Linked DNA regions of Homo sapiens: region 1 is linked to region 2. A link is an interaction called in ENCODE POLR2A ChIA-PET data of the cell type or tissue named here. Cell type or tissue: B cell. All regions are shown on one strand. Each heading gives the region's core, and the rest is flanking DNA. Links, peaks and the distances in the headings are about the cores only. Region 1 overlaps PHACTR1 (phosphatase and actin regulator 1). Region 2 overlaps PHACTR1 (phosphatase and actin regulator 1).

Region 1 (5,382 bases), core at 86-5,085, 51 kb before region 2:
AGTGATTCACTGGGAGGTTGCTGTGTCTAGGAATTCTGACTTGATTGTTTGGTGTTAACACCTGCCCTTGCTGCAAAAGGAAAAAAACAAAACTTAATTTGGCCCCTTGCTGTCATTGGCAACTATTCTTGTTATTAATTAGAACAATAATAATTTAAAATGTGGCTGGCACGTTTTAATCTATTACACATACACATTGTCATCACTGTCATTGTCATCTTATTTAATCCTCACATCATCTACGGAAACGGAGTAGATGGAGAAACTAAGGGAGGTTCACTAAGTTCCCCAAAGCCACCTTCTCAAAGGGTGGCCCACAAATGGCTTATCTCACATCTGCAACCACGTAAGTGCAGACATTGAGAACAAGTTTTAGATACTCTTACAGCAATATGACAGAATAATTTCATGTCTGTTGAATCTTGTCATTAAAAAGGGCTTCATTATTTTTACATTTGTATTATATTTTACAAAAGCATCAGTTTGTGATGGATCGAAAATGGAAAGAACTAAACAGTAAGAACTGTTTCTTCCCTGTAGATGTTTGGAAAACACTACCCTAGGTAGTAAGTTGAGAGGCTAAGCCTCCAGCCTGGGTCTTCCCTCTCCAAGTCCAGAGATCTTTGTACTAACACACAGCTGCTTCCTAAGGACATGTAGCAGCCAACGTCATTGCTGCCCACCCCCCCAACCCCATGTCTACATGCACCCACTAAGTTTTCATATCTCTCATGAGCGTCAATCATCAGAAAAGATACTTGGATAGCATGTTAATAGTATATTGCTAAATATGCTTCCACTTAAAAAAAACACCATATTAAAAGGTTCAATTAAAGATGCTAACTGACAAGTTTTATAATATCTGTGGGTATTTGCGGGATATTTCAGTTTAATTTAGACCAATGGGTAGATCTAGTCGGATAAGGGAATTTTGGTGGGGGCAGGGTATGCAGCATGATCTCGGCAGCAGAGCCAAGGCAGTCTCTGCGCTTTGTCCCAACTCAGAGTCATTTCCTCCTTCTTTCTCCCTCACTTCCCACTCGAGGTCAAAGCATAGGGTTGTCCTAACAGACCAACCAGGCTGCAGAGATTAATGCATGCATCAGTTTGACAAGATTGCCACCCCAGAGAAAGAGAGGCCCTCTTCCCAAACAAAGACCATCCCAGAGGCCCTCTTCCCAAACAAAGATTGGAGAGATTTTTCTGTGTGTCTCCAGTCATCTCCAGGAAGAATCTCAAAATAGGCCAAGGTCACAGGCCACACTTTTCAGTGTAGGGAGGGAATCACCAGCTGTCTTGGGTGATTTCCCCCTGATTTTTACTGCCTAAAAATTCTCCCTGTTGCCTGTCAACATGATTTCATTCTTGTTCTAACCAAGTTTTATACAGAAAGAAAGAATCATTTCTCTATCCTCCTGGCAATTTCCAGTGACCCCAAAAAACTCTGCAAGAAGGGAGAGGCATTACCAAACACTCAGGCATCCTGCCTTTAAAGTTCCTTGGACCGACCCCCTGTTTGGGCCATTGCTGCCCCCTGAAATCTCAAAGAATGTCACACCATAGGCCATCGGTCCAGATGGACAGTCTGATCCTGATGAAAAAGTTATAGGTAATATACAAAGTTGAATGGTGAATTAAACAGCATCAATGCCTGACACTGGACCATACATTTGCACAAGTCATCTTATCAATGAAAGGGGCCTTGAAGACCATCCAGGCCACCAAGCCCCTGCTCACAGCAGTGTTCCTGACCATTTATCCTCTGGTCTCTGCTCCAACAGGACGTTCCCCAGGTCCCAACATAGCCTGCTTCATTGTCAAGAAGGTCTGACTGTTAGAAAGTTCCCTCTCTATTAAAAGTTTTACTTACTGAAATTTGTATCTGCCCCTTCCCGATCTTATTTCTAATCTTCCTTTCCTGTAAAAGGCTTTTAAATCTTTGAAGATAGCTACCATTCCCTTCATTTAAGGACTTCTCTAGATCTTATACCATCTTGTTCGTGTTCCCCTGAGATTATACCAAATCTGCTCTGATTTATATGGAGAAGTTACTTTTTATTTATATTTTTTATTTTTGAGACAGCATCTCACTCTGGCACCCAGGCTGTAGTGCAGTGGCATGATCATGTCTCTCTGCGGTCTCGACCTTCCAGGCTCAAGCAATTCTCCCACCTCAGCCTCCTGAGTAGCTGGGATCACGGGTGCACGCCACCATGCCCAGTTAATTTTTTTTTATTATAGTTTTTGTAGAGATGGGGTTTTGCCATGTTGCCCAAACTGGCATCGAACTCATAGTCTAAAGTGATCATCCTGCCTCAGCCTCCCAAATTTCTGGCATTACAGGTGTAAGCCATGGCACACACCTGCAGAGAAGTTCTTAGACACTACCTTGCCTAAGCCTGCTTGATGGCACTAAACAATGGCGTGGTTATTTACAGCTTTGGCTCACAAGATTTGGGGGAAGGAGCTAGAATCCACTTGAAGCAAATTTAAAGGGTCATATTTATTCAAAATCACAGGGTTGCCCTAGGCAGTGGGGTCCGAGCTGGTGGCATCACACACCCCTACTTCAGGACAAAGTGTGTGGGTTCCAGAATTAACTGCCGGAGTTTGAGTCTTAGACACACCACGTATTAGCTGTGTGACCCAAAGCGTATGGCTCAACCTCTTTTTGATTTTCATGCCTTATCTGTAAAATAAAAATAATCATAATGCCAGCAGCCTCATTAGGGTCATTTGTAAGGATCAGATTATTTAATGAATCCAAATCAGTGGGGTTATTGCATGTCACACAGTAAGCAAATGGTATTGAACATTAGCCAGCATGGAAAATTTGTCTTCAGTGACCCTAGAATGGTTTGGGTAAGTCTGTTTGTTTGGGTAAGTTTCCTCAAATTAGATTATCTTCATTCCCCTCACCCTGGTGAGCCACATCTTTTGGAAGATGATGGTTTATCATTTCTTTTTTTTTTTTTTTTTTTTTTGCATTGAGATTTCCCCTCAACTTTCCATTCTAATAAATAACACTGCATTTTTTCCCCATTTTTGTACTTAAATCTTTGCTAGCCTTTACTCTTGTTCTTAAGAAACAAGCTTTTCTTAAAGTCATTAAAGAGTTGAATTCATGATTATTTAGTGACCCTGTTGTGGAACAACTTTTTATTTGTTTATTTTTATTTTTATTTCAATCGTTTTTGGGAAACAGGTGGTTTTTGGTTACATGGATAAGTTCTTTAGTGGTGATTTCTGAGGTTTGGGTGCACCCATCACCCGAGCAGTGTACACTGTACCCAGTGTGTAGTCTTTTATCCCTCACCAGCCTCCCACCCCTCCCCCTGAGTCCCCAAAGTCCATTATATCATTTTTATGCCTTTGTTATCATTTCAAAGATGATGCAGTGTTTTTATTTTTAATATCTGCAGTAAGCTCCGTGATCTAGTTGGCATCAATCCTAGAAGTCAGATGTAAAGTCCTAATCAGGACGCCGTTTCTTTCTGATCTTAATTCGGCTGATCTCTGTGTTCCAGTCTCCTATTAGTAAAATGAAGGTGGAATGTGGATCCATGTGGACCCTGAAGGAATTTTAGGAAGATTCTTAATGGAATGCACTTTAAAGAAGTCTTTCCCTTCTCAATTAAAGGCAACTTCACACTTTCAGTCGCTCATGCCAAAGACCTGGAGTCACCCTTGACCCCTTCCTTTCTCTGGTTCCCCACATCTGACTGTCCGCAAATCCTGTCTGGTCCACACTGTACATACACAGGGATAAGACCAACACTTCTACATGCTCCTTCTTCTCCTGCCTGAGCCTCAGTCGGCCTTGCCTGGCTTACTGCAGTTTCTCCCACCTGTTCTTCTGTGTCCACACCTGCTCTGCAGCCCATCCCCACTACAACAGCAAAAGAGACAGGGTTTGAGGAAAGTCAGATCGTGACTGTCTTTGTCTGCAAGGACTGCCATTTAAAAACACACACACACACACAATGCGTGACTTAGATGACAGAAATTTATTGTCTTTCAGTTCTGGACGCTAGAAGTCCGAGATCAAGGTGCCAACAGGGTTGGTTTCTCCTGGGGACTCTCTTCTTGGCTTGTAGGTGGTGTCTTCTCTCTGTGTCCTCACGTGGTCTTCCCTCTGTGTGTGGTTGTTCCTCATCTCTGCTTATAAGGACACCAGTGATAGTGGATTAGGGCCCACACCACTGACATCATTGTAACTCCCTCACCTCTTTAAAGACCCTACTTCCAAATACAGTCACATTCTGAGGCACTGGGACTTAGGACTTCAACATATGAATTTATCTGGGGACACTGCTCAGCTCTTAACAATGTCTGTGCCCAAAATGCTTCTGTCGCTGTCCAACTCACTAAGAGTAAAAAGCAAAATCCTCCCCATGGCCCAGAAGCCCACACCCACTCCAAGTTCTTTTGCAAAGAAAAATCTACTTACTCTTCAAGACATTATTAAAATACCAGGTCCTCTGTGACCCCTTCTCAGATTCTGGTACAGATCTCTGCCCTCCTGCACACACCCCTTTTGCATACTTGCATCAGGTTATGTGTTTCTCTCTATATTCTGTCTTTAATGTGGACAGGAACCATCCTTGTCTCCTCATCTGCTATGGTTTGAGCGTCTCTTCTCCAAAATTCAGGGTTGAAACCTGAGTATTAACGGACTGCCCCTGTGGTCTCCCTCGCTTCATCAGCTCCCCTCTCTGTTGCTCCCTCCTCCCTCACACAGCGGCCTTCCCACCATTCTCGCACATTCTCGGACATTCTCGGACGTGCCGGACACCTCCTGACGGGGCCTTGGCACTGGCTGTTCCCCTGGACGGACTGCCCTTCCCTCAAATATCCTCAGGGCTCCTACACTCACCTGCCTCGGGTCTCTACTCAAATGTCACATCCTCAATGAGGCCCTTCCCGTTCAATATTGCAACCCTCCTCGCAACACAGCCTGTTCCCCAGCTCCTTTTATTCCTATCAAAGCATTTTTCACCATCTAACGTTTTGTGTCATTTGCCTTTCATTCGGTTTGTTGCTCTTCTCACCTAATAGAACATACAGTCCACAAGGGCAGGAACTGTTTTGTTCATGGCTGTATCCAGAGTGCCTACAACAGGGCCTGGCTTATAGGTTTGAGTGAGTGAGTGAGTGAGTGAGTGAGTGAAAGAATAACTGAATGAATGGAGAGCCTCTCATAGCTGCAGTGATATTCTTTCACTTATTAATCTGCTTCCTATTGATGGATTGAGTTCTCACAAGGCATATGTTATATAAATATTAAGCAGTATTAGTGGTCTTTAACCTTTTATATTTTCTTTATTCTAACAATTTGAACTGTTCCCTCTGTTTGGAATGCACTCTCTTACATCCTGTCCT
Region 2 (5,382 bases), core at 92-5,091:
TATTGGAAAGGAGCAGGGAAAAGCAAAGGCTAAATTTTAGTTTTTAAGGTGTGAGGAGAAGCTAATAGCAAAAGATAAAACATGGTCTATATTTGATGGCAGAGCTTTTTAAATCATCTGTGCGTGGTCATTCTTGCTGATGTTGTTTTTATATATAGCTCTAACTGAAAGCCTAGCCCAATTTCTGGCACATAATACACGCAGGGATGGTTGGAGGAGTTAAGCTAAAGGTGACCAAATCTCCTGAGTCACTTTAAAGTGGTGGAGCACTGGACATTTGTCTTTTATTCTGTATTTCCTAGCTTTTTGGCATCACAATGTTTTGGCACTCATTTTGATGGATTCTTCTTGTAAAAATAGCCTTGTTGAAATGACTGTCTTAATTTCTGTTGTAATTAACTACCTTAATTTCTGTTATAACAACTCAGATACTCTTTCAAAGTGGAATCATCCTGACATGGGGTTTATGTCCAATAATCCTAATAATACTGAAAATGTTCACTGTGCAGGCTCTCAACCGTCTCACTGTTTTGTTTTTCAATGGATTTGATGCCTAGTAATACACACAGTCCCATCATTACTCCAAAAGTGATTTCCACTCAACATGACCAGCAATATTACAATACTTTTTTGGGTTATTATCTCAGTGTCTCATCTTAGCCACAGGCCATTGCACTGGGGTCATAGCCTCCAGAGAATAAAGCCAAAAATATTCTTTTAAGCGTAACCTGTTTATCTATTTCAGGTAAGGGATTTTTTTCAAGTTACCAAAAATAGTATTTCATGCTTTGTACTTATTTTTAAAAGGGACTTTCACATCTAATTCTCCTTTGATCCTCCTGACAGTCCTACACAGCAGGCGGGCTAGATGTCATTATGACCATTTGTCATATAGTGAAATTGGGCATGGAGGGGTAAGGAGATGTCATGTGCTCAAGGGACCTTCTGATGAGTGGTGCAGGCAGGCCAGGATGCGGGCCTCAGGGCCCCAGTTCATCTTCCCCCCTCTGTGCTCTCTCCTCTAGCCAGGCTAACTGTTCTTAGCTTAAGGGGAATGACAGAAATTTGAAAATCATTGATGGAAATGCCTGGGAAGAGCTGGGCGTGCGGATCAATAGTATTAAGAGTTGTTCTGCTCAGTTTGCAGAGAGAAAAGGGCATAGTACTGAGGAATAAAAGCAAAACTGCTGTTCAGCCCTCCCAGCAGCCCCTCTTCTGTGGCAGGAATGCCTTCCCATACGCCCAGCATTCTCATTCATCCCATGGGCACAACTCCAGGGGCGAGAGATTATTAATTTGTTTAACATAAAAAATCAAATGAGCCCCTATTATGTGCCAGCTGCTGTACTAAGTACTAAGAACACAGAGATAAATAAGATGTAATTGGTGGTTTTGGAGCATTCATCGTCCAACTGAGAAGATCTTCATGTACGCAGGTATCACCAATGTAATGGATAAGGCCATCGTCAAGATGGGGAACTCCATAGACAGAACTACTACCTCTGCCTGGTAGAATCAGAGGAGGCATCTCAGCTTCCCTAAACTGTGAATGTGCTACTGGGTTGTCCTACTGTGAATAAGGGAGTGAAGGTAAATGAGGCATTGTGGCCAGGCTGTGGTGTGGAGTGAATTCAAGCATTATTCTTAGCGCAATGTCAGGCGGTGGAAGGCTGGTAGCAGAGGAGTAAAACAACCAAGCTATGTCCTCCCCGCCTCCCAACTTCTCCTCTGCCCCTTCTTAGCACTAAAATACTAAGAATTTTGACCAGGACTGGCAGTTAAAGTATTCTCTTTGTTCCATCGCACAGAGATGAAAAAGCTGAGGCTTAGAGAGGAATGCCGTCTCATTCAAGATCTCACACTTGTTAAACAGCAGGCTGACCCAAGCTGGTGACTGGCATGCATCATACTGCCCAAAGCCACTCTGAAGGATAGGGCACCCCTGGGCTTTTATCACACCTGAGATCTGCTGAGTAGCAGGAATTAGGAAATATTAAGAGAGAAATATGAGACTATTAGTCAAAGGTATCATATAATAGAGAAAGGTTTAGTAAAATAAGGGCTCCAAAAGGCCACTGGATTAGACAATTGAATCATCGATGACCTTATCAAGAATTGATTCAGTAGAGCAAGGCTTCTCAACCTAAGCACTGTTGATGCTTTGGACTGAATGATCTTTGTGGTGGGGGCTGTCCCATGCATTGGAAGATGTTTAGCACCCTGGCCTCTATCTACCGGATGCCAACAGCACCCTCTCAATCGCAACAACCAAAAATAACTTCAGACATTACCAAATGCATCCTAGGAGGCAAAATCACCCATGCTGAGAACCAGCACAGTAAAGCTGTGTGAACAGAAGCCAGACTGGAGAGTTACTGAGACCTCGAGCCTGGACCACCCTTTCGAGAGGTCTGGCAGCCAAGAGCAGACAGGTGAGAGGGGTGAGCTGGAGGAAGAGGCTGGCGTAGGAGGACAGCTTTGTTCGTTTGTTGTTGTTTTAAAGAGTTTTATTTCTAATGGAGAATACAGTTGTTTGCCCTAAGGAAAGAACCAAGAAAGAGGTAAAGGTTAAAGGTAAGGAAAAGTCACCAAGTAGCATCCATTTAATTATTTCACAAACATTAAGCATCTCCAGTTACCAGACTCTGTGCTAGGCTCTGCAGATGTCATGGTGAACAAGTGAGAGGTTCCTTGTTCAAAAGATAAAAAAATATTGAAAAGTTTGAAATGGCAACAGAGCATTAAACCCCAAGCAGGAAGCCCTTCTGTGCAGGGGTGGAGTAGGAGGGTGTTCTGTGCACCTGCTCAGATTCTATGGACAGGAAGCTATCCCTGGTTGTCTAAGTGAGGCAGAGGTGGCCCTGGCCTCACAGAGTGTAAGCCTTGTTGTCTGGTGAATAGGACAGGCAATAAAAGAAAGTAAAACAAGCACTGGGGTATGGAACATGCAGGAATATTGTTGCACACTGTAGGACACCTAAACCAAGAGATTTGCAGACAGAGGAAGTGATACTGAAGCTTTAAGCTGTAACGTTAGGGATTATTGTCAGTTAGACAGACAAAGAGGAAGGAAAAGAATGGTAAGGCTATGAGGAAGGGCATGCAAATCTGGAAGGAACCAAGAAGAGATCATTCTGGGTGAAGGACAGAATGGGCAGATTCTTGACAGGCAGGTAGCCAGATCATGAAGAATCTTTCAGAACACTGAGTGTTTTGACTCTGTCCTGTGAGCACTGTAAAGGCATACTTACTTTTCAAGCACAGAGTGGTGTGATCAGATCGGTCCCTTAGAAAGATCATTCTGTATGGGCTGGAGGAGGACCAGAGTGGGATAGGCTGGCAGCAACTGGGAGAGATGCTGATGGACTGCTTCCCCAAGGTGGTGGTAGATGGAATCAGAGATGGTTTGGATATAGGACTCTTGGTGGTTGATTGGCCATCAAGAGTGAAGTTCAGACAGGATGATTCCCAGTTTCATGGCCTGGGCATCTCACTAGGACTCCATACAAGACCACTTGGAGAGGAAGATGTATGGGGGAAGAAGATGAGTTAATTCATTTGGGACCCTTTAAGTCTGATGGCCCATAGGAGTACAAGACAGCAGTTAGAAAGGTGGCCAGGAACTCAAAAATATGACTGGAGGTTTAGATTTTGGAATCATCAGCATATTGATGCTATTGGAAGTCATGAGTGTTGATGAGATCATCCAAGGAGCATGTGTGGCATCTGAACTGGTGGGATCTGGGTTAAATAGTTACTAAATGAGCATCTATTATGCTCTCTATGCTCTCTTAGGAACTGGGGATGTAGTAATAACCAAGGCCAGACAGAAATGCCCCAATCCTCATGGAACTCATAGGTTCTCAGGAGGAAGTTTCCAAAGGATGTAGAGGGGATAGAATTCAGTGCTTCTCCCTTTCCCCTGATCCCACCAAGCCCATCTACACTTCTGGATACCTGTTAGAAAACCCCATCTCCTCCTACTTTTGGAGAGAGGATCTTATTTTCTGTCATTCTCTGTGAGGACTTTTGCATTTCCTCTTTCCATCTGTCTGAAAATGCAGTTACCTTTCTCTGGTGCTGAGTTGCAGAAAACCCAAGTTAATTCTGTTTTTCCTTTGTCCTGAAATGCAGATACAGTTTCAGAGATCCAGACTTTAAAATCAAGGCCCTCAAAACAATAAGCAGTTGTAAATGCTAATGAAAGCTGTGACCTTGGTGTTCTGGAAACGGCAGAAAGCCCATTAGCTCTGTGCAGCACAACTAATCTCTGTCAGCCTCAACAAGTCAGACCAACAAAACCTACAAGGGTTTTGTCACTTCTCTAGGGAGATGCTGTAATGTGCAAAGACAATGCTGCCTGCTCTGCATACATTTAAAGCATCTTGCCACTACATTCTCTACCAGTCTTCTTTTTCCAAGGTCAAAACTGAAGTGTCCTTTATTTTGGGCTTTTAGTGTTTTTTTTTTTTTTTTTTTTTTTCAGTCTTTCCATGCAAAAAGAAAACTTCAATTTATTTGATTATTTCTTATGGTCACCAGTAGAGACAGCATTGTTCAGACTGAAAAAAAAAAAAAGGCAAGATCCATTCTTAAATTTTTAAAGAAAATAGAAGGCTCACATACAGCACTTGATAGCATGTGGCATTTAAACAGGAACCCAGAGATTTTTTCAGTTCACTGAATCATTTAGCCATAGTCCATGGTAAAGAAAAAACCATTTGAGGCATGGAAACCATTTTGCTGCTCAGACATATTTTATAAACCAGGGTCACATATATAGTAGCAAAGCTACTTAAGATCCCTTGAAAGTACATTAAACATTTAATTTTGGATGATTCATTTTATGTAAAAATTTATCTCCAAAAATCATTGCCTTTGACACCTAGCAAAGTGATCACGTTTAGATATACAGTCAGGAATTTTGTTTAATTTAATGTTAGTTTTAATCAGATACAACTAGTTAAATCTACTGGCAAGGTGGGAGCAAAGGAGATACAGTATATTCAGGAGGCATCTTGACTTTGATTCTTGGAGTTAGCAGCTCCTTGGGATGATTCATACAGGTGACCACGTCGTCGTGCTCTGCTGCTCAGCTTTCTATGTTAACCAGTACTTAAGAGATGCACCAGGTACATCGATCATAAAATGAGCCAAGCAGATGGCTGCTTTGCTTGGTGAAGATGGCAAGATGCCCTGGGTGTCCCCCGAAAATTTTGATGACTAGAATTCCAAAGCTGGAGCTTTATGCTTTGGGTTTGTGAATTTGTCTCTGATCAAAGACAAATCTCCCAGTGAATGGTAAAATTTTAAACTAAAATAAGTCATCTTCAGTGTATCTCAACTTGAAAGAATAAGCAAAAGCTATCAATTGGGAACTCT

Evidence for each region. Peaks named below come from ENCODE experiments on the same cell type or tissue, not always from the same donor. Only the 100,000 strongest peaks of a DNase experiment are listed, where the experiment ranks them.
Region 1: POLR2A ChIA-PET joins it to region 2 with 12 read pairs; 4 of 35 experiments call an interaction of 5 or more read pairs at or near these places.

Annotation. Positions count from the first base shown.
Region 1 is chr6:13,207,950-13,213,331 of GRCh38, forward strand. The region is part of intron 8 of PHACTR1 (phosphatase and actin regulator 1); the gene reads left to right. Among named protein-coding and RNA genes, the nearest start is that of TBC1D7, 120 kb to the right of the region's middle. In B cell, for the core only: no CTCF peak of the experiment used is centred there; no DNase peak of the experiment used is centred there.
Region 2 is chr6:13,258,779-13,264,160 of GRCh38, forward strand. The region is part of intron 10 of PHACTR1 (phosphatase and actin regulator 1); the gene reads left to right. Among named protein-coding and RNA genes, the nearest start is that of TBC1D7, 67 kb to the right of the region's middle. In B cell, for the core only: no CTCF peak of the experiment used is centred there; DNase peaks (open chromatin) are centred at 843, 1,543, 2,913, 4,123 and 1 weaker place; H3K4me3 peaks cover 4,132 bases; H3K27ac peaks cover 4,373 bases.